Linked DNA regions of Mus musculus: regions 2 and 3 are each linked to region 1. The links are chromatin loops, found by intact Hi-C in ENCODE. Cell type or tissue: left cerebral cortex. All regions are shown on one strand.

Region 1 (8,000 bases):
TCCTTATCCTCAATTTTCCCTGAATCTTTGGTATAGGATATACGTTGTAGATGTACTGATTGTCGTTTGGTTTATTATTCCTGTGGTGAATAACCACAAGCAAAGCAACGTGGGGAAGAAAGTATATATTCATCTCATTAGGAAGTCAGGACAGGAACTCAAGCAGGGTAGGAACCTGGAAGCAGAAGCTGATAGAGAAGCCATAACATAGTACTGCTTACTGGCTTGCTCCCTGTAGCTTGTGTAGCCTACTTTCTTGCTGAACCCAGGGCCACTATCCCTGGATTAACTGCACCCATACTAAGCTAGGATCTTCCCCATCAATTATTAAGTTTAAAAGTGTCCTACAGCCTTGTACACAAACAAATATTTTGGAGCATTCTCTATTCTGATGATGCTAGTTTGTGTTAAGTTGACATAAAACTAGCCAATATATGTACACAATGAACAGTTGTTCCCTACAGTCTGAACAGTTGTGGCTTTCTACAATAATATCCATCTGTTGCAAAAGGAAATTTTGGTGTGTGTGTGAAGAATAAAAGCTATACTTACCTGTGTGCCTAAGATGAATATTACAAATGGAAATAGGAATCATTCTAGTTTAGGAAAGTGGGAGTTGTAGGTTCTCCCTTAGGTTTCATATTTTTGGCAGTCTTGGGTCGTTGGCTAGGTTTACAGAACTAGGCATGCATTTCCTCCTAGTTAGTGGTGTTAAGTTAAATCAGACAGCTATTGGTTATTACCATATATAAATGTCACTATTCTGCCTTTAGGGTTATCTTTCTATGCTGGTCCTTGTTGGGGTTAATTGATGTCACAGCTTGGTAAGACTATTGATTGCCTTTTCTTTCTAGGAAAATTAGTGTTTTCTAACATGCTAAGAGCTAGACCTCAGGAAGGAGGTACCTAAGTTAGTTCCCTTTCAACTTCTGCAAGTGCTGACTGACTTCAACAGGAGAGATTTACCTTCAAATTCTAGGAGGCATCCAAGGGCAACTGCAGCAATTCATGTTGTAGTATGGGCGGTCCTGGATTCAACTGACCAACAGCTCAAAAAGAGATTTTCCATGCCTGAAAGTTGCCTTTTGTTAGCTAGAATACGCCCTGGGGAGGAAGCATCATCACACACATATATGTGTATGGGCATGTACACATCTTATTTTTAGGTAAATATTAAATAGTAATATTCCTGGAGGGTTTTTTTTCAAATATTCTTAATGTTATTTACTCCTCCTTCCTCCCTCCCTCTCCTTCTGGCTACCTCTCTCCTCATTTATGCCCCCATTCTTTTCTCATCTTCACCTTCATAGCACCCACAAATTGCTATTTTCCTCTCTAATCCAAAGTCTCAACCCCCAGCCCCACCACCCTACAATCCTTCTCTTCTTTTCTGGATTCTGTGATTACTCCAGGTTATATATTCACCTCTGAAGATTTGGAAGTAGGATCCACAAATAAGAGGGAATATCTAGGTTAGTCTTCTAGGATTTGAGATACTTCACCCAGTGTAATATAACTCATCCATTTGGCTGTAAAGCTCATGGCTTCATTCTTTCTTACAGCTGAATAGTAGTATATTTTTGTATTCATTACCTTATTTTATTATAAATACCAAACTTTAATTTTTAGGTGATTTTCATATACCTTTCTCTACCTGAATTTGTAGAGACACAGTATATTTCACTTTCATGTTAACTCTTCTTATCATTCCCTTAATCATTTCCCAAGGATAGCAAATTTACTGCTATCATTGATTGATTTGACCTTCATTGATTGCAGTGTGTATTATCTGAAATCATTAAAAGGGGAAAATGTATTTAATTAGTGTGAAAGTCAATGTTAACCTGTTTTACATTTCCTTGATTAATAGATGAAATAGACCTTTTCATAACTTTATACTAATTACAGTACTTTTCTAGGATCTATATTAATATTCTAATCTTGTCTATAAAAATACATATTATATCAAAATTCTTTGACATAGTTGCATATGTAGAATGAGACTCAAATTCCTCATTCATTACAATTACGTTAGTGTGCTTAGGGGTGATCATTACTACATACCACAGATTGATTCTGTAAGCAGTACAGTTAGAGATGAAGAAGACCTCCAAAGGCTGGTGGTCTTTTGAACCTCAATCCTTAACTTCCAAGAGGTTCCTTCTGGGGTCTACATTGTCTTTTTCCATTATTTTGTCTAGGTCCTAATTTCTTCTGCTTATGATGACATCAGTCTTACTATATTCAACCTGCCTGTAAGATCTCATTTCACCTCATGCTTTGTTAAAAACCCTGTTTTTAAATGCAGTATCTTATGAGATTTTTCATTTTTAGTTGATCAACATGAAATATTCCTTAAGATAGTATCCTACCTTATGGCATGAAAATTCCCACTCCAACCGTAGAAAGTAGGATAGTGCTTTTATTTGTTTGTTTGGTGTGGTTTGGGTTTGTTTTTTGTCGTTGTTGTGTTTGGTTGGCTGGTTGGGGCGTTTTTGTTTTTGTTTTGTTTTGTTTGGTTTGTTTTTTTGTTTGTTTGTTTGTTTGTTTTGTTTTTTTTATTGTACCAGAACAGAATTTTAGGCAAAGAAAGAAAATACATATACTTTAGTAGTTCACTGACTACAACAATGTAAAGAAGGAAAACAAAGAATACATCAGAGGTAAATGACCTTGTTGAAGGATCTGGGGAAGACTGGATATGAGGACACCATGAGCTCCTTAGAATTCTGTGGTGGAGACTGGATGAAAGTATCATTTAGGTGGGGTTTATAGTTTTTAGAAAGTTGTTTACCATCTTCTGATAAGCAGTCCTGGTAGATATGGCACAATCTTCTTTGTGGTTATTTGGGAGAGTCTATGATCTTCTTGGTTCTCAGTGTTACCCCTGCCTCAGTCATCCTTAAACAGTTGGTACTACTAGATTCAGCCACGTTCCTTCCTAGGTAGCTGAACTTCAGAAATCAATCAAGATCCTTACATTGGAATAATTCATTTTGTCTAGGGAACACAACTCTTGTTTGTTTTAAATAAGGCTCCTGTTAATGTGTTCTTTGACAATTTAATACATGTATGAACTATATCCTGATACTTCTCTCTTAACCTCCTCCATCCCTATTAACCTGATTGCTTACCGCAGATCTTTTTCCAATGCTCGTGTATTTTTGTTTGACTTTGTGACCTGCTGAGTTTAACCAGGGTCATATATGTGACTATTGGTGTTGAGGTAATCCATTGTTGGATTCACTTATGGATACCCTTTAAATTTTGGAATGATCCTATCAAAGAAGAGATATCTCATGTCCACTATTAAGAGTGCCTTATATAAATTATTTTAAATAACCCTCACATACTTAATCAGAATCACATGGCATAATAAACTATATATACTATCTGAAGCTTTTAAGATCTAATTAACTCACTTTTATCCTGCTAATGATGTACTGATGATAATCAATAATGCTCTTCCTTTGCATTGTAATATAAATGACTATAATTTTATTCAATTCTCATATTTTCACTTAGTTGAGATCAACAGTAGTAACTTCAAGTTGGTCAAAAAGAAAGTTTAAATAGGTCCTGTTAAAATGTTAGCAATAGCATTTTATTCAGCTGGAAATGAGAATGAAATCTACAGGAAAATAGATGGAACTGGAAAACATTTTTGGAAACAAGATTAACCCAAGCGCAGAAATATGAATACCATATGTTATCGTGTATGGATCCAAGCTTCTAATTGTTAGGTGTATGTATCCAAGTGGGAGAAACTTGGGTAAAACCCAGAAAACCAGAAAGGTACCCATATGACTGGGGAAAAAAACATATTTTAACAAAAGGGGGGTGGAATATGAGAAAGCCAGCCGGAGGAGGTGTGGGTACTGGATATAAAAATGTACAGCAGAGAACAGAGAAATGGGCCAAAGGGAGGAAGGAAGTCAGTGAGCAGAGACCAATCAAGCTAAAGTATGTACAAACACTGCCCAGGAAAACATGTTATACGCTGAATGGATGGCCTAAGCTTCTCCAGCGTAAGACGAGACATCCATGTTGACTTTATTTCATGTTCCCTGTGAACCCATGAAACAGATTCGGATCTCCATGCTTCTCTACAGGAGGTTGCAGCTCAAACAGGCCACTGTTAGATGTGGAGTTAGAGAGGTTCAAATATAGATTAGACACAAACTTCATGGCAATAAAGCCTAGTCTACTAGGCATGGAAGCATAGATTTTAGAAGGAGCTTCTACAAGTCTTAGTATAGAATATTTCTGTGTTATCTAGATCGAAGACATATTTAGCAAACTGATATACTGGTGACCTGGTCAAAAGTAATGTAGATAGTATATCCAGGAACCTCCATCATGAAAAATAAACCATGGTATCCTGCAGCATCCACTGCACAGAATGCTAACCCCTTTCTGCCATAAGGTTAAGATTATTTCTAATAAACCTTGAAGCACAAGGGAGATCTTAAGAGATCTTTATCTACTATAAAATTGGGTAGAGGCTGGATCATGGCATGTAATGTGCATTAATAATGTTTTATGAATCTCATTGAACACCCATTCCATGTCTTTGGGAAAGATTTAGCTTAAAAATATTCCCTGAGGGCTATTACTCATCAGACTACTGAAGTCTAATGACATCATTATTAAGGGCAGGTATATTCTCTACCCAGGAGTTTAATGTTAAAATAAGTTATTATTAATAATCTAAAGTAAAACTGAAAGTATTCATTATTTATTACTCATTAAAGAGATTTCCAATTAGCAAAAGGATCTTAATGGCGTATCTTGTATTTTTTTTATATATACAAAATCATTCAAAGTAGAACAAATTTCATTGTATAAAATTACTGAGTGATGTTTAAAAAGAGAAAATATTTAAATAAATAAAGTATCAGTGTTAAAATGTAATTGTAAATAAGTAAATTATTATTCTTAGGCAAACATTACCTAATCGGATGTTGAAGAGTCAATTTCACACATTAACTAATGAGGGAACTGGTGCCTTTCAGGTCTGAAGAAAACTTAGAAGCTAAGAGACTTTTTATAGGAACTTGTTGAAGCAGCATTAGGATACGCTATAAATCATCAGTTAATTAAATGCTTACTGGTTAATTTCTACCAGATCATCCATATGTATGACTCTATCAGTCGGCAGAAATTATTTCAGTCTTTCCAGAGGTAAACTATAAGGATGGCTTCACCAACAAAGGCATCATAGTTAACCAAACCCATCACTAGAACATCTCTGTGTGTCTTGCTCTTGTGTATTCCAGGAAGTCTGCACTTCCCTTTGCTGTCTTTTTTTTTTTTAAGTTTTCAAAATGTTTTATGTTTCTTTTTTGTTTGTTTGTTTTGTTTTTTTTAATTGGGTATTTATTTCATTTACATTTCCAATGCTATCCCAAAAGTCCCCCACAGGCTCCCCCACCCACTCCAACTTCTTGGCCCTGGCATTCCCCTGTACTGAGGCATATAAAGTTTGCACGACCAATGGTACTCTTTTTTCCACTGATGGCCGAATAGGCCATCTTCTGATTCATATGAAGCTAGAGACATGAGCTCCGGGGGGGGGGGGGGGTATTGGTTAGTTCATATTGTTGTTCCACCTATAGGATTGCAGATCCCTTTAGCTCCTTGGGTACTTTCTCTAGCCCCTCCATTGGGGGCCTTGTGATCCATCCAATAGCTGACTGTGAGCATCCACTTCTGTGTTTGCCAGGCCCCGGCATAGTCTCACAAGAGACAGCCATATCTGGGTCCTTTCAGCAAAATCTTGCTAGTGTATGCAATGGTGTCAACGTTTGGAAGCTGATTATGGGATGGATCCCCAGATATGGCAGTCTCTAGATGGTCCATCCTTTCGTCTCAGCTCCAAACTTTGTCTCTGTAACTCCTTCCATGGGTGTTTTGTTCCCAATTCTAAGAAGGGGCAAAGTGTCCACACTTTGGTCTTCGTTCTTCTTGAGTTTCATGTGTTTAGCAAATTATATCTTATATCTTGGATATTCTAAGTTTCTGGGCTAATATCTACTTATCAGTGAGTACATATTGTGCGAGTTCTTGTGTGATTGGGTTACCTCACTCAGGATGATGCCCTCCAGATCCATCCATTTGCTTAGGAATTTCATAAATTCATTCTTTTTAGTAGCTGAGTAGTACTCCATTGTGTAAATGTACCATATTTTCTGTATCCATTCCTCCGTTGAGGGGCATCTGGGTTCTTTCCAGCTTCTGGCTATTATAAGTAAGGCTGCTATGAATATAGTGGAGCATGTGTCCTTCTTATCGGTTGGAACATCTTCTGGATATATGCCCAAGAGAGGTATCGCGGGATCCTCTGGTAGTACTATGTCCAATTTTCTGAAGAACCACCAGACTGATTTCCAGAGTGGTTGTACAAGCTTGCAATCCCACCAGCAATGGAGGAGTGTTCCTCTTTCTCCACATCCTCGCCAGCATCTGCTGTCACCTGAATTTTTGATCTTAGCCATTCTGACTGGTGTGAGGTGGAATCTCAGGGTTGTTTTGATTTGCTGTCTTAAATTGCTGCATTTTTCAAATTAAAATTCCTCATAAGATCTATTATCTTAACTACTCACATTTATACAGCATATTATTCCTAACTGCCCTTCAATGTACTTGATGTAAATTCAAAATGTAAATAAAAATTTTATCCTATTTTTGCTGTGAGTGGGAAATAAGGTGTACAAAGCTTCTAACACAAATTAGAGAAATATGAAAAAATGACAGCTGGGTTTTAATGAGTCCAGGGATTTTAGGTTTTGGTCACTCGGAAAATGGTTTAGAGTAAAAACATCATCTAAAACTCATTGAAGAATGGATAGTATTGAAACCCTAGAACATCGTATTCAAATGTAAACTCTGGTACATCTATCTTCATTTGTAAACGGGAAATATCAGAAGCATTAATCTTAAAATACATCCAGCACTGCTACCTGCATCTTGACTTGCCTATCTATTAAGCAACTCTATGAGCATGCTTGGGTTTCAGGTTTTGGATATAGAAGCAAATAAATGCAGAGGAATGAATCCGTTGTGTAAACAGTGGTGTAGGAAATGTGGGCACAGGGACATCTGCATCAGAATGAAGTCTGTTCAAAAGGCATACACCTCGGACCTCTTGCCTTATTCTGTATTCAGCTGTCAGCATCTGACCTCTGTAGCCCAGCATGTGAAGATACTGAAGCAGTTACCCGCTGCACTCAACTCTAGGAACGGCTATTGCAGCAGGTGTTTGGCCAGCTGTTTTAGCAGTCTCATCAAGTGTGCCTGGAGTACTCCAATAAGGAGAAAAATGCTAAAGCATCCAACGTACAAATGTATGGGAGAGCTGTGCTTACTTAGGGTGAAGTCAGCAAAAGCAAGACTTTCTGATGATGCTTAAAATACATTGTAGCAGTGTTGGACATAAAATTAGCTGATTTATGTGTCTTGTTACTGAATAGCATACATACATAGCTTAATGAGTTAAGTTGTTAGGGAATGAAATGAAAAGCAAAATACTACTCAACTCAGAAATTCTGTCCATCAAGTGATAGAAAGAAGAGAATTGTTTAAGTGAATGAATTTTAAGCTGAAAGTGATAAGGCTCTCATATGTTAATAAAGAAAAAAGGAAATTCGTACTTCCTACAACCAAACCAATCAGATCCTTGTTATGTATTCCTAAGCCAAACTGAAGCCCCTTTTCAAATAACGCATTAAAACACCATTGTTCAGTTCTAATTTTGTAAAACAAAAAATAAAACTTGAAACACTTTTGCAACTCATTCAATTCATAGAGTTTGTTCTAAATGATCATAGTATATTTTGTATGATGAACATTTCATTCAGTATATGTTTAAAATTAAGATACATTACTCAATACAAAGTATAATTATAATTTACTTTATTTCAATACAGTATTGAAAACTATAATGCATAAATAACTGTATCATAATATTTAAACAAAATAGCATCTTGTTTTCTATGTTT
Region 2 (8,000 bases), 160 kb before region 1:
TTATTGAGGGTGTCTTTTGCCTTGCAGAAGCTTTGCAACTTTATGAGATCCCATTTATCAATTCTTGATCTTACAGCACAAGCCATTGCTGTTCTATTCAGGAATTTTTTCCCCTGTACCCATATCTTCGAGGCTTTTCCCTACTTTCTCCTCTATAAGTTTCAGTGTCTCTGGTTTATCAAAAGAAAAATTTCTCAAATAGCCACAATATTTTTAGCTAAGTAGAATATCTTTTTTTAAATTCCACACATGATTTCAATATTGAACTAAATGGGGAGAGTTATGTACAAATTTCAATATGGGACTGGTGAGACAAGTCAGTTTGTAAGTTGCTTATCATGAAAGCATGAGGGATCCTAGTTTGATTTTCTGAGCCCAGAAAAACAAATAACAGTACTTATAATACCCACCCTTTACCCTCAAGCTTGGAAAAGGTAGATCATGTGGCTCACTGGCCAGCTAGCATATGCTACTTAGCATGTTGCAAGCCACTGAGAAATGTCCCAAAGACCAAGGGGAATATGCATGAGGAACAACAATCAAGTTTATCCTCTGGAACTCACACATATGCATATACAGACAAAAATACATACATATATATTGGTTAATATTAGTGTATATTTACAGTTTTAAAAGTTAATCGCTATTATAATTATATGTTTCTGTAATGTAATATTTGATATCTCAATATCTCTGTGCAATCATCAGTTATGAAACTGAGGTAGTTAATCGTCCTATCTTCTTAATTTAATTTTTCTTTAAATCTGGAATACTTATATAGATTGATGTAGCTCTTCATAAAACATCCTGTTGACTGCAGTCCCCACAATGAGCTGCCAAACACCAGCACTCAGCCTTACATTTGGATAAGTGCTGTTCTTCCTCCTTTCCTACCCTTCCTGACCACCCCCTTTCAAGTTTCTAGTTATCAATCCTTTAGTATATCTTGGGATTGAAAGTTCATTGTTATTTGTAGGCTTTCAGGAAGATACCATCAAATACTTTTTCAGAGGTGAAACTTTACCCTAACATAAACCAAGCTCCTTGGAGAGAAATTTGGGAAACTGGTCTGAACCAATGTGAGACATGTTGAGGTTCAGTTAAGAGGATGATAAGTTCATTGGAGAAAAACCCAATAGCAAAATCTTGTGCTCAACATAAGAGTTTGTCTGCCCAGATTCATCCTCTGTGTTTCTTTATTTGTGTTGATGAATATTTGACTCAGTATTCTGATACCATCTTATTATTTTTATTCTTCACAAGTCATTTACTGGTTGATTAATACGAATTACATCAGCCACAAATATTTGAAAATTAGACTCCTTAGCTGAGTATACTTATCATGAAGAATTGAACAATGACTGGGTACTCGGTAACCTTGGCTAAAAAATGGTTAAAGAACTCCATAACTTGCTTTACTTAAGGATGCCACAAAGAGACACCATGCAGAGTCAGAACAATAACCAGCTTTTTAATTGAATGAATGGGCAGCATCACTAAACTCTCATACAATAATTTTCTCTGGGTCTAGGATCAAAGGAAAGAAAACATAAAGACCAAAGAAAGTGAAGTAAAGGACACATGTGGATATTTATGTATTTTGCTGCAAACACAGTGGATTTGCACTTGCCTTTTACAACCTGGCTGTGTCTTGTGCACTGGCAGGACATCTGTGCACAAGGTCCTCCATGTAAGGCCTATCAGGTAGTTGCAAGGATGAGCACCCTGAATGCCAATAAAAGATACATTCTTTTTGTTGTGTTGTTGTTGTTGTTCCTATAAGGACCTTATAACCTTGTCTACTTTAAAAACATCATTCACTTTTTGTGCCCTGGTTTGTACAAACATTATAAAACCTATAGAGAAGATTCATTTTTAGGCTTCAACTATTATTTCCCTAGATTTTCATATTAGATCCTTTATCTGAGTGAAGCAACAGGCTGAATACTGGAAGAGTAGTGTTAAGTTCAATTTTATTGTATAAAAGTTTAACAAAAAAAAACTGTCACTAAGTTTACTCTCAAAAACTAAAGCAATTTGAAATCAGTGTTTTTAAATTTGAAACAAAATGCTAAGCTTGTACAAGACACAGACTTAGTAATGTCTTCTGTGGAAACAATAGAAACTTAACAAAGGAAAGTTAACTCTCCTATACTATAAATACATATACTTCACAGATATGTATCAAACATAAAGGTTATGCTTCCTATAATATAAACACATATGTCTTGCATATTCAAATAAAACATAAAGATTACATTTTTATATTATAAACACATGTACTACACATAAACACACAAAATGTAAAGGATACCTTTTGAAAACTATAAAAGCATGTCCCTCATATACACACAAAACATAAAGGTTACATTTCCAGTAGTATAAAAGCATGTCCCTCACATACACACTGAAAACATAAAGGTGTTTTTCAGTTTCATAAACTGATAAAAGAAGAAGTAATAGTAACAACAACAATAATAATAATAATAATAATAATAGATACTCAAGATCCTTATTTCTCAAATGACTGAGAAATGCTACTTTCTTTGGTGACATTACTGATAACATGATTACTTCAGTCAGGTTCATCAAAGTCTATAGTCACTCCCTCCAGTGAAGGAGAGAAAATAATGCCAAACCATGTAACTGTCTGTACACAAAGCAGGTATGTACTCCCTGACATGAGGTAATAGTTCCACGATTTTATCCAATTTTTCTGATGATTATACGTAATAATAATCTAAAATAAAATTCAGGGAAACTTCTTCTTGTAACTGTTATTACTTACCTTAAGGAAGATTCCCTAATGTGACTAAGACACACCTGCCTCTCACTAGGACCTGCTTCTAGTTTAAACATACCCTGGGTCATGAAAATTAAATTTGGTCAACCAGTTCTTGCTTCACACCAGTGCTGATGGGTAGTTTGCAATTAACTACTCTGTCAGTGCTTCATCATACATACGGTACTTTCTATTTTCAATCTTAAATTTAGAAAACATGAAGATAGAATCCAATCTGTATATGTGGGTGTTCTAGGTAATTGCCCAAGACAACTGTATAACCGAAGAAAAGGTTAATTACGGACGGGGGCTTCCAAAACATTGAGACCTGTTTTTGTAATATTAGCATATTTTATCTACTATATTTACATCAAAGAATCAAAATTATAGGAGAAATAAGCTGATTTTTTCTCTTAATATTTCATATAATATGAAATCTAAGATAGATAACAAAAAATCAATGCAAATTCATTTGTGTGTAGTTTGTATCTGAGTTATTTAAAGAAATAATTTCTAGTTCCTGGATAACAGGAAATCAAATAGACTCTTATTCCCTGTCATGATCTGGCTGCTATGAACTTAATTTTTAGATCTGATTTTTTTCTGAGAATACCACAGTACATCCTTTGTCCTGTTAATCACAATGTGTACCTTAGAAAAGGGGAGCTGTACACTTAGTTCTTGGGCTGCTGGAGCCTGTAAGCAGAGCTTGGCACCATCTGCACCTGATCCTTCACTTGCAAAAAAGCTGGATGTGCATTTCCAGTTCACCCAAAGTCTGTCAGCAGCTGGGCTCTGCAGGAATCCCTCCTGTTGCTAGAGAAAAGTTGTCTCTTTAGGAGAAAAAAATTTTTCTTTCGTCACCAGTATAGAATTCTATAGATTAAAAATTGATGAAAATATTGTAGAGTACATACAATGAAGAATCATTACACATTGCTATCAATATTATTCAAATTGCAAAACAAAGCTGGTTACCTTTTATAGATCTCTCTTTCCATCTTACATATATTTTTGAGACAGGATTTCTCACTGAACCTAGATCTTGTTTTGGCTGGACCAAGTCACTCTGGGGATCCACCTGTTGGCTCACCCAAAGCTGGGATATTGGATGTATGCTATGAATCTCAGTTCTAGGTCTTGGTGTCTTGGGGTGGTCTCAGGTCCTCATGTTTTTGCTACAAGCATTTTACCTACTGAGCCATAGTGCAAGCCTCAAACGTTTACTTTCCACGGTTTACTTTCCTTTGTCACCAGATGATTGCATTCATTCCGTCACTATGGGCAATTTATCTTCGAGGCATTAAGGTTGACTGAAGAATTCCAATGCCTGCAATGTTATTTTTTGTATCATTGCAATCACCATTAAGTCTTTTGTTTTAATCTCAAATACTTTCTGTTTCCCTCCACTGAAGGCCCCAGTAAGTGCTTGTTTTCTCATTGTTCTCTATGTTTCTTTTAGGATCTCCTAATTTAATTTCTATAGTGCACACAATAGATTTATTTCTGTTTCTCCATTCCTGTGATCTTCTGAATAGCAAGAGTTCTTGTGGAACAACGGGTAAACTCCACTGTGTAGCTACATCACTACTTTCCTACATATTCTTTTTTTAGATAGCAATTTACTTTCCATATCGGGCTACTTAAATAAGACAGTTGCCCAGATTTATGCAATTCTAGTGTGAGAATACATTTTCACAGTAGAGACTTTAAGAATTACTCATCCAAATTTAGGATATAAGGACATACAATCCATGTTCATATTATTTTTTTCATGAGTATAATTTCTGATAATATAGAAAGCTTTCCTGAGGTATTAGTTATATATTTGAAATCTGATTAGTAAATCACAATTTACTAGCATGTATTGTTTCTAAGAAAATCATCAGTTCATATTTTATCTGTGAGTAATCATGTTGAAATAAGGGCTTGAGATGATACGTTCTCAGCAATTTCCTGAGTAAAGAGCCCCACGGCCTAGGATACAATCATGGCTTTGATTCCCTTGTCAGAAAGACTAGATTTGTTAGATAAATGAAGCTACTTCATTAATTTAAATAGAATAGCAAACTGATTTCTGAAGTGCATAAGATTTTCCTGTAATTAGAGGTAACATTTTTAAAATCTATAATGAAGAAGAAAATGTAACCCTTTCTCAAGAACCACGCTGTAGAGTTGATAGTATGGAAAATTACATTATTCTAGGGAGTGTTTACCTAAGAATTCTGTCAGCCTGAACAGATGCAGCAAGGCCCCTGTCTTCTCACTAGGGAGGTGGAGGAAGGATAGTGGAAATCTTCATATCCTTTCTCGCATCCTAAGATGAATTAGGTTTCCTATATCTCAGCTCTGACAGTTTAGTGGTGGGATGATCATGTGTGGCTGTTCTAACAATGTTCTTTTTCTCTCTTCTGTACTACTTAGAAATTGAGCTGTTTTCTTCTAATCTGCTATGTAAACATTGCTGGCATTCTAATTTTAGTTTTTGTTACTAGGGGAAGTTATAGGACTTGCTGAAGATGAGACTATCCTTTCCCTTTCATTCAACCTCATTTTTTCACAAGATTACATTATTTGCACATGAATATTCACATACATACAGAAAATACAATGTATCCATATAATATTAATAAAATTTTATCCATGTTGATATCATACATAAGTTTACATTTCACGTGGAAATATTGTAGAAGGGTTTAAAATGAAACCCCAGAATTCTGTTAATATGCTGAATTCACTTTTGCTTTATCTTGGCAGCTTAGGTATCTGATCTTCCACTGTGTGCTGAGTTCCTCAGACCAAGTGCTAATGAGCCACTTGGTTATTTATGGATGCTCAGATAACTAATACAGAGAACATTGGTCTCTATGACTTTTTGGATGGGAACTAAAAATTAGCTTCTAAACCTGCCCATGTTTCTTACAATAGCATTTACACAAAAGTATTTCAGACTTTTATAATGTACAGTAGGTTTAATTTATACAGCAAGAAAATATTTGAAACAGTTACATCAAAGGATGCTAGATGCAAAGAGAATGTCTTTAAATTATTTGGAAAATTACTGAAAAGCAGTAACTGCCCCTGGTTAATGCTTTTGTTCACAATCATTCTCTGGGCATAGCCATAGTATTTTATTGGAACTACTACTTAAATGTTAGTTAGAATCTTTTGCTACTTTAATATTAAAAAGCCTGGTATCAGAATTATGATTGCATACTTAGTATGCAAAAGCTATAAATCATAACTATTTCTATACTTAAGATTATGAAATAATTTGTCATCAGTTAATTCTTCAAGGCTTATGTAAGTGAGTGGGGGTAAGAATGTGAGTTTTCAGAAAATATGGAGATAAAGTATAGAACAGAGAGTGAAAGAAAGGCCATCCAGAAACTGTCCCACCTGGGGATTCGTCTCATATACAGTTATCAAACCCAGGCACTATTGTGGATGCCAAGAACTACATGCTGAAAGAAGCTTGATATGGCTGTCTCCTGAGAAGCCCTGACAGAGCCTTACAAGTACAGAGGCGGATGCTCACAGCCAACTATTTTTCTGAGCACAGGGTGCCCAATAGAGGAGTTAGAGAAAGGACTAAAGAAATTGAAGGGGTTTACAACTCCATAGGAAGAACAATAATATCAACCAACCCGGCTCCCCAGACCCCCCAGGGACTAAGCCATCAACCAAGGAGTACACATGGCTCCAGCTGCATATGTAGCAGAGAATGACCTTGTTAGGCATCAATGGAAGGAGAGGTCCTTGGTCCTATGATGTCTCAATAGATGCCCCAGTGAAGGGTTATCGAAGAAAGGGAGGTAGGAGTGGTTGGGTGGGTGGAGGAACACCCTTATAGAAGCAGGGGGGGATGGATGGGATAAGGGCTTTCCAGGAGGGGAGGTTACTGGGAAAGGGGATGACATTTGAAATGTAAATAAAGAAAATATCCAAAAAAAAAGAATATGATTTTTCAGATCTAGTTCCTTAAATAAACAACTGTGTATTAAAGGAAAACAATTAAGATTTAGGAAAATATCTAAACTCACACTATTTTTCTATTTTTCTTCTTTCAAGATGTTCTACTTATGCCTTAAGAATAACATCTTATTAATTACCTAAGATACTAACAAATTTCCACACTCTAACAAGTAGATTAATTGAAAATTTAGCATTAATTTATTAAGCAGGTTGTTTATATAATTTTCTAGTATACTGTTAGAAGTTTATGGTACTATAAATGCATCTATGCAACCAGAAATACTCCCACACAATAAAACAGATTACTATTAATAAATAAATTAATTAAAACAAAACTTTATGAATGGATATAATATACAAGAAGACACCACCCACCACATAAGAATTATAAAAAGTATAGATACAAAATAAGGAAAAACAATGGACTTTCTAGTGGAAAAAAATATCCTGGAAGAAAGCCCAGGCCCAACACTTGGCATGAATAGCACATCATGTACCTAGAAAAAAAAATTATCAAAGTTGTAGACACATCCTCATATTCCAAAAAAAAAAAAGTTATATTTCAGAAAATCATTAGTGCAGATAAGTAAGGGATCCACGGCCACTTGTAGAAAGGCATATGTTTTTAGACCATGCTATCTCATCAGTGACCTTGGCAAAAATAAGGATGGAAGACTAGCAAGTTGCTTATGTTCTCATGAGCCAGGAACATTTTATTTATCTTACATAACTCATGTGTATGAAAGCCTTTATACAGTTGGTAACACTGTAGGAAAGACAGCTCTTTTGAATCATGTCTAAGTAACTTACAACAAGGCAAAATGTCATGGTATGATTGAGTCATCTCCGTGATATGTTAGTTAAGTGAGAAAAGTGTCAGTTGTTAAAGAAAAGAGAACCAAATGGCCTTTTGAGCTTGAAACATGTCATAATAGAAGTCAAGAAATCTACCTATTTCAGAGGGATGGCCCTTCATATCAGGATCCAACTTGAGATCATTTCTTCCATTGAAAGACTAGGCAGTTTAATAATCAGTAAGGGCAATAGCTGAAGGTCAAATATTTTAAGCTCCAAAATAGAAGTATGAAATATAGCCAGCAAAAAATATCTGAAATTTTTAAATCTTATTTTTGTTAAGATTTTAGATTCTAATTTTTTCTAGTGAACAAGGACATGAAAGAGCAAGATACACAGTTTAGCAACGAACAATAAGTAAAAATTGCTTACCACTTTCACATGTATG
Region 3 (8,000 bases), 130 kb after region 1:
AAGACGATAAACATTTTGTGAAATAAACTAAATATTAAGCCCACTATTTTCTAAGTACTGTACACAAGTGGAGTGTAAAAGCAAAATCAATGTACAGATATTGCTCCCAAGGCCATGGATTTAATGATTCACTCAGAGTTACCATTTAAGGCACTAAATGCTCTGCAAAAGATGGTGTGAAGATCAAGACAATGTATGTGAATGGTCAGGGAGAAAACAAGTTAATATTTAATGTTCTAGAAACCAGAGTATGAGAGAATGTGAGAAAACCTGAGGAGCTCTCATGTGGAGAGTAAGCAGCAATACCATAAGGCTTTCAGGAACTGATGCTCTGCTGGGATTTTACTTCTGGGTAAAACTAAGCCAGGAAAAAGACAAAGAGATTGGAGTGTAATTTACTGCTGAAGAACCACATGTTCTTCCAGAGTATCCAATTATAAAGTACTTAGGACTGAAATGATAAGAAAGGCTCAACATTATCAAGGACTAAGAAAGCATATGGCACAGTTCTAGATTTTTCAAGAAACCTACAGCCTCCATCTCCTAGTTTATCTTTGTTTTGGGGATAAAATTGTGAATAAAAATAAAAAAGATTGTAAGAGCCAGAGGTAAATAAAGACTACTGCAAATTGTGTCTTCTGGGCATGATGGAACTGTTCTAGTCACCTCACACCAACTATGGTTGTCTGCACAAGACCTGCACAAGATGAAGCCAACTGATGTTTTAGCATGAATGGAATGACAGGCTCAGAAACTCAAGTTCCCTTCATGAGAGCTGTTGGACAAAATGGCTGCTGAATTAGGAAGAGTCAGTTTTTTTTCTTCAGGGGTATGGTCTGTGGTAGACTGTCAAGTGGATGGTCCTATTTTCTGCATGTGGCAGCAGCACTCTGTGCTTTATAAAGAAGAAGACATAAAGTTAAGGTGCAGGAATGAGGAAGAGAAATGAGGGAGAAGGTTTGGGGAGAGACTGGACAGTCAATGTGATCAAATTACATTGCATACACATAATAAAACTCTCAAAAATTAAAGAAAATTAAATTTAAAAATGTTTTGCATTAAACCGATATGATACACTGAAATACAAAACATTCTTTTTTGTTATGATTTTAAAATCATCAAAGTAAATCTACAATATGATCAATTATACTTACTAATCTGTACCATAAGCCCAGAGGATTCAATATATTTCGCTATGCTCATATTATAGCCATGTTCATTTTTGGCCTATTTACAATAACTAGAAAATGGAAACAACCTCAATGCCCTTTGGTTGATGAATGGATAAGGAAAATTTAGCATGTATATATGATGTAATTTTATTCAGCTATAAAGAAAAATGAAACGATGACATATTCCAGGTATAGAGGTAGAAGCAGAAAATATGAGTCTGAGTAAGGTCATTCAGAAGAGGAACGATGAGTGTTGCATGTTGTTATTTGTTGACCATAACTCCACATGTTTAGAAGTTAGCATGATACAAGATCTATGAAGGGAGAAATAGGAAAATGAACAGGGAAAACTACTGATGGTATAATCTCTCTATATAATTTAAAACATACATTATGAATTATATATCCCATATATATTAAATAAAGCCGTACTACTTGGTTTGACAGTTGCCTCATCAAAGGGACACAGACTATCTACTCAAAACCCCAGTCCCTAGCACAGGAAACCTCTCTTAAAATTATTGCACAGGGGAATTTAAAAGTTCCTCCAAAACAATATAGTCCATTCCTTTGCCCTTGGTTGCCTACAAGAACATGAGGCTAAGACCCTACTGCTGAGGTCTCCACAAACGGACACATGATGGTACTGAACTGGAACTTAGCTACATCTCCTCTCTGAGGACCACCTCTCATCACAGCAGAGGTGCTGTGAACGCTTCCAGGTGAGAAACACAAGCAATAGTCCTAACCCACAAATGACAGTGACCAACATGGCTGAAAGTGTCCAAGGGTACAATAGTGGCACTGGTATCTTAGAGGTAACTAACAGATTAATTTAACTGGACTTGTGGCCCACTCAGAGGGAGGGAATTCATATCCACTACTGTAAGCAGAGTCAACCATCTGTGAATGTTGAGATCATGAACACTAGGGAAAATATTCTCAAAAAATACACTAGAAACACTTACTGTGCCTCACAATGTCTGTAGTTGCTAATCATATCACATATAATAGAAGACATTAAATAAATGCTTAAGTGTTATGACTACCAAAAAAAATTAACACTTAAAATAATATCTATGTAATTCTCATTTAATAGTTATATAATTCTAAGCTGTATATATCCATCATGGATACATATACATAATTGTATCCATACATGAATAAAATAATATGTTATATACTATAAAATATAGTTTTCATTTATGAATTTAAAAGTACACAGTCATATATATGTCAAAAGAAAAATAATAAAAAGGGAAAAAAGAGTACCTTATATTAGGACAAACTATCAGAACCGGGGACATGGCCACACAAGCATGAGGTCCTGAGGCTGGATGTCCAAAATCCATGAAAAGGCCTGACATTGTATGTGAAATCCCAGTGCTGTTATGGAAGGGAGAGGAAAAGAAGCCTAGAAGCTTTAGGATCATCTACCCTGACATGTGCAAGGATAGCGTGGAGGTACAAGAAAAAAAAAAAACAAAAACAAAAACAGTACTCAAGCTGACCTTCTGAGCTCCACTGAGGGCAATGGCATGATGTGTCACTACCAATTGTACACAAATTACACACATCACACACATGCACACACACACACACACACACACACACACACACATCACATACTACCATCCACACATCGTACTTATCAAACACACATCACACACATGCATCATAAATATATCACACACTTATATATGCATATATTACATACATACACCCATACACACACCTTATATCCACACATACCACACACAGGGATTAAAACAAGCATAGGCTTTCATCCAATAGTTGCAATACAGTGAACCAGATGATTTAAATTTAGAATTTATTTTATTTTAGAAAGTCAAAGTAATGTGCGTACAGCATATTACACAATGCCCTCAGTGACATCTGTGCCCAAGATACATGCTAATAACTTTGCATGCAAGTCATTAACCATGCCTAGTGAATTATAAATAGGCATAACTAGCTTCTTGTTGCTTTGGCTTGGGATCAGCCTGCTTATTTCTGACAGAGAACTTGTGAAGGAGTAATTGGCTTCAGAGTCTGGGGATTTGAAATTAAAAATGAGAAATTCCAGAGTGTTTGAATTTTAAATTTTCCAAACTTACTTCACATAAATAGTTGTGGAATTCGGCTATCCAATACTCAATAAAACTGAATTCCTTGAGACCCGAGAAGGGAACAAATGAGAAGCAGAGGGGCCTGGCAGGGAACACATCAGCTTTTCCAAAGGCATCATCCTTCAGCAGTGCTAATGAGGCCACCATCTAGAGGCTCTGCTTTGTGCAAGATGTCTAGAAACAGAAGTGTAGCTCGGAATTGCATCTTCCCAGTTAGTGTGGTTTTCTTTCTTTTTTTCTTTTTTTTTTATTATGTATTTTCCTCAATTACATTTCCAATGCTATCCCAAAAGTCCCCCACACCCCCCCACTGCCCTACCTACCCATTCCCATTTTTTGGACCTGGCTTTCCCCTGTACTGGGGCATATAAAGTTTGCCTGACCAATGGGCCTTTCTTTCCATTGATGGCCGACTAGGCCATCTTTTGATACCTATGCAGCTAGAGTCAAGGTATTGTTGCATTTGCAAAGTTTGACAAAGAGTGGCTTGGACCTCTACATCAGAATCACTGCAAGTGAAATGTAAATGTCTGTACGCCAGCCAAGGACAGTTGAATCAGAGTGTGAATCTTCATTTTAGCATAGTGCTGTACACATTAGGGTATTAATAGAGTCACTGCCATAGACGATGTAGAGCTTTGAAAAATAAAAGAGATCTGATGTGGGGAGGTACTCTGTGTGGAACCCTGAGAACAATCCTACAGAAAGCAAGTGTGACAGGAGAGCCATTGATGACCCCTTTGAGGGAAGCTGACCGTTGACCTGGATCCTAGGAGGAGGATGAAAGCTTCTTAGGTGCAAAGAGTTAAGGTTACCATAGTCAGAGGCATGTGGTTAGGAAAGAACTATGGCTTCCTTCTGCACTGCACTGTGTATGGGTACCACTGATGGGTACCACGGGTGTTAAAAGGGGAAGGAGTCTATTTAAACATGCTGCGGCAGTGGTGCGAGAAGTCACAGAGCTCAAATTCTGACTCGCTGTTTTGCAAGAAGTCTATATACATTTTTTATTTTTTAATGTTTGTATCCTTCTCTTATATTTTGTACTTCAACCAGTTTCCCCTCGCTCCCCTCCCTCCAGTCTCTCCCTCCCACCTCCCTTCTCCCCCAGACCCACCCCTCCTTCACTCAGCATCTGCTTAAAAAAGAGCAGACTTCCCAGAGACATCAATCAAACACAGCATAACAAGCTACAATAAGACGAGGCATATATCATCACATCAAGGTTTGGATGAGGCAACCCAGTTTGAAGACAAGAAGCCTACACATAAGCAAAAGAGTTAGGGACAGCCCCTGCTCCCACTTTTAGGATTCCCACGAGAACACCAAGCTACTCAGCCATAACATTTACACACAGGACCAGGGTCAGACCCCTATAGACTCCCTGATCTCTGAGAGCCCCCATGATTCCCGTTGAGTTTTTCTGTGAGCCATGTTCTTGTTGGGTCCCTGATCCCTCTGGTTTTCTGATAGTCCCTCTTCATCCTCAGCGGAGCTGCCAGAGCTCTGTTCGGCTTTAGGACTCTGCATCCGTTCCCATCAGTTTCTGGACAATGTCTCTCTGGTCTCTCTGATGATTATTCTGCTAGGCTCCGGTCGAAATCTACATACTTCTAATATTTAACAGTAAACATGTTCCACGATATTTTTACTCATGAACAGTACAAGACTTGCCTGGCATCTGTCGCATGCTGTTTCTGTGATGAATGTAGCCTCACATGTCGTCAAAACAGAATCCCTTTTGTAAATGTATATGTTCCCTTCTCAGACTCAGTTATGCATGTGTGTTTAACTTCCAAATTATGGTGTGTGTAAATAGTTCTTGAATCGGGAGCAAGTGGATTGAGAACATTAAACAGCACAGGAGAGAATGCGCTTGTGGTTTGAATGGAGAATAATATGAATCACAGTTACAACATGGCCACAGCATCTCACTGTTTGCAGTCTCAGAGTAACCTACTATATTTAAATAAATAGGAACAATACCAATGTGTACAGCGCTGAAATCCTATTGAAACATATGAAATATGACTCAACAACAAAAAAAATATGTGTATGCATTTTAAGTTGTGTTTGTTTCAAGCCAGAGTTCAGTAAATTCTATGTAGTTGTAACAGTTCATTTAACAATGCCATGTGCCACGCACCCTAATTAATCAGTCATTTGATGGTCTTATTTCTGAAAATAATTGCTACATTCTAATAATAATTTTGTGCAACTAAACAGAAGATTAATGTTCTCATTATAAACTTTCTCACACTTCAGTTATGCAAGAAAGGGTCAAAACAAGCCAAAGATAATGAACTAAATTGGGAGTAGAGGATAAAATAGTGCCTTGTAAGAGGATTTTAGTTGAAGAAATGTCTGAGTGGTGTTAGATCCGGAAACAGTGGCTCACAGAAATCTATTTCTCTACTGCTTGATATGCAACACTCTGAAAATACCCATTTTATGTAATGACGATCATTGCCAAGCTGATAATAATTCTACACTGGATGCCTTACATAGATCATCTGTCTTGATCCTTAATCTATAAGCAGAACAAATATGTCACTTACCTCATGAATAATCATCCTATATTTCATCCTATGAACACTGATTACCATCAAATGAAACTTAGGGAGGCATGTAGAGCTATTTAATGTCTCAGAATATTTCAACCTGATATCCTCCTTGGCACTTCAACCTTTATGAATATTAAAAAACCAAGCCATGTGGCTATACTTTCATTGGTGGGAGGATCTTTCACTAAAAGCAGTCGAGCACATGATATATTGTGGACACTTTCCAGAGTTATCAGAGGTTATGCCCTTAATACTTGAGGGTTATAAAATTATTACCAATAAAAGTGAACACTGGAGTACAAAGAGATTAAATGATTTTTCCAAAATGACATATTCATAAAAACATATAAGGAAATCAATCAACATTTGTGTTGAAATTTTCCTTTAGGCCAGTGTGTTAAAAACAATAGATGATTGTGGGAACTAAAGGGGTATAGAGGAAGGAAGGGGAAGGGAGAATAGCCCATGTCCGATCAGAGTTCCTCCTATGCTCTGGGCAGATGGACGTGGGAGGCCTGCCAGACACTTTCCACTAAGCCCCGGGTGGGCATCTAAGCCACTGACCCCACTCAATGAGGGGTGGGCAAGGGGAAGCCCCTGGAACCAGGGGGCCCTGGGGCAACACCCTGTAGCCCCAGGGTTATGGGGGAGAGGGCATAGAGAGAGAGAGGTTCCCACGCAGTCTAGAGTAAGCACAGCGGGCCTTGATGAACAGAGACAGTCTATGGTTTTAGAGCTTTATTATAGAAAGGCAGAGGGAAAGGAGAGAAGGTGGAAAGAGAGAGAAAGGGAGAGAGAGAAGCCACGTGGCCAAGAGGAGAGATGGAGAAAAGGAGAGACAGAAGAAAGGCTAGAGAGTAAGAGGGAGAGAGAGAGATTGAAAGGAGAGGAGAGAAGAGTTTAAGGGGAGTAAGAGGAGTAAGAGCAAGAGAGCAAGAGAGTGAGGAGGGGCCAAATAGCCCTTCTTATGGTATGCTGTTATCTTTACTGTTGCTAGGTAACTGGGGAGGATTCTAGCTTGAAGGTTAAAAGCTTGGGACATTGCCTACCCTAACCATGCTTCTCTTGTGGGGGCTGTAGGGGGCAGTAACTTAGACAGGAGCCAGAGTTCCAAGAGACATGAGAGAACTTTTTCTATCCGGTGTAGGTGAATTATCACCACCAGGTCCCAGGGTTCAGCATCTCAGCTTGACTGAGACCAGACTGTGTATAGCCCAATGCCCCACAAATGGTTAATACATTTTTAAATGTTGACTTCCAACACATAAGTCGCTGTTCACTACCCATTATTTCTCACAATTTGAGAGGGAGATTCACTATCACATTCTCAACACAAATGACACCAAACAAAAAAACAAAACAAAACAAAACAAAACAAAACAAAAATAAAAACAAAATCCAACTAGAGTAGCTTCTTGTTGTCTACAGCCCTATCTTATATCATGTAGTGTATTCTATTGATTCTCTGGTTACATTTAGACTTCTTATCACACAAAGACAGATTCTTAAACATTTGTTCCATTTCTTACCCCAGACCAAATATTGGGTGGCTACTCTACCTACTGACTCCCTGGATACTTTGGGGCAACAGTAGAAGCCACACAGTCTCTTGTCTGAGTTTTGGCTCCCTTGTTCCTTCTGACCTGGGCAATGCCTACCAACTCTGAAGGTTTTAGTATTCCGCAAGTAAAAAATTATGGAAAGAATATTTCACACTTGTTTAATTGATTTTCTGCTGTACTGTAACTCCCATCAGGATATTTTCATTCCTTTTTATTATGATATTTGTACAAAATAGACAACATATCTATACACATAGCTGCCAGGCTTTTATTACGTTATTATTGTAACTTTGTGGTCATTATGTCATTACTTTAAATGGCTGGGGACAGTGAAATTGAAAGACTACTTTAGGAGATGAGTGTGCAGGGACAGTGATGGCTTCACAAGGAAAATACAAGGAATAGACACAGGAAATCATTGCTTAAAAACCTGGTAGCAAGTAAGTCTTGATCTAGTAAAGGTTTGCACAGTTTGATGCTGTACTGAAGAAATTCATTTTTAATACAGGAAATAATAGAAGATTGCCCCAATTTGAGAACACATGGGAATACCCATCAGAATCAGGAGGTAAC

Evidence for each region. Hi-C counts contacts between places; a loop is a spot of excess contacts. Peaks named below come from ENCODE experiments on the same cell type or tissue, not always from the same donor. Only the 100,000 strongest peaks of a DNase experiment are listed, where the experiment ranks them.
Region 2: it touches region 1 in a loop (3-fold over the local background); 2 of 42 quality-filtered maps call a loop at or near these places.
Region 3: a loop joins it to region 1, with 4 times the contacts of the local background. A loop is called at or near these places in 2 of 42 quality-filtered maps.

What each region holds. Positions count from the first base shown.
Region 1 is chr1:32,499,718-32,507,717 of GRCm38, forward strand. The region is part of intron 6 of Khdrbs2 (KH domain containing, RNA binding, signal transduction associated 2); the gene reads left to right. Among named protein-coding and RNA genes, the nearest start is that of Gm9839, 17 kb to the right of the region's middle. In left cerebral cortex, no CTCF peak of the experiment used is centred here; DNase peaks (open chromatin) are centred at 3,846 and 7,263; H3K27ac peaks cover 1,678 bases.
Region 2 is chr1:32,343,301-32,351,300 of GRCm38, forward strand. The region is part of intron 3 of Khdrbs2 (KH domain containing, RNA binding, signal transduction associated 2); the gene reads left to right. Among named protein-coding and RNA genes, the nearest start is that of Gm25814, 130 kb to the left of the region's middle. In left cerebral cortex, no CTCF peak of the experiment used is centred here; DNase peaks (open chromatin) are centred at 3,524, 3,923, 4,359 and 5,075; H3K27ac peaks cover 1,787 bases.
Region 3 is chr1:32,629,734-32,637,733 of GRCm38, forward strand. All of the region lies in intron 7 of Khdrbs2 (KH domain containing, RNA binding, signal transduction associated 2), which reads left to right. Among named protein-coding and RNA genes, the nearest start is that of Gm24732, 65 kb to the left of the region's middle. In left cerebral cortex, no CTCF peak of the experiment used is centred here; DNase peaks (open chromatin) are centred at 3,165, 3,856, 5,163 and 5,721; H3K27ac peaks cover 2,405 bases.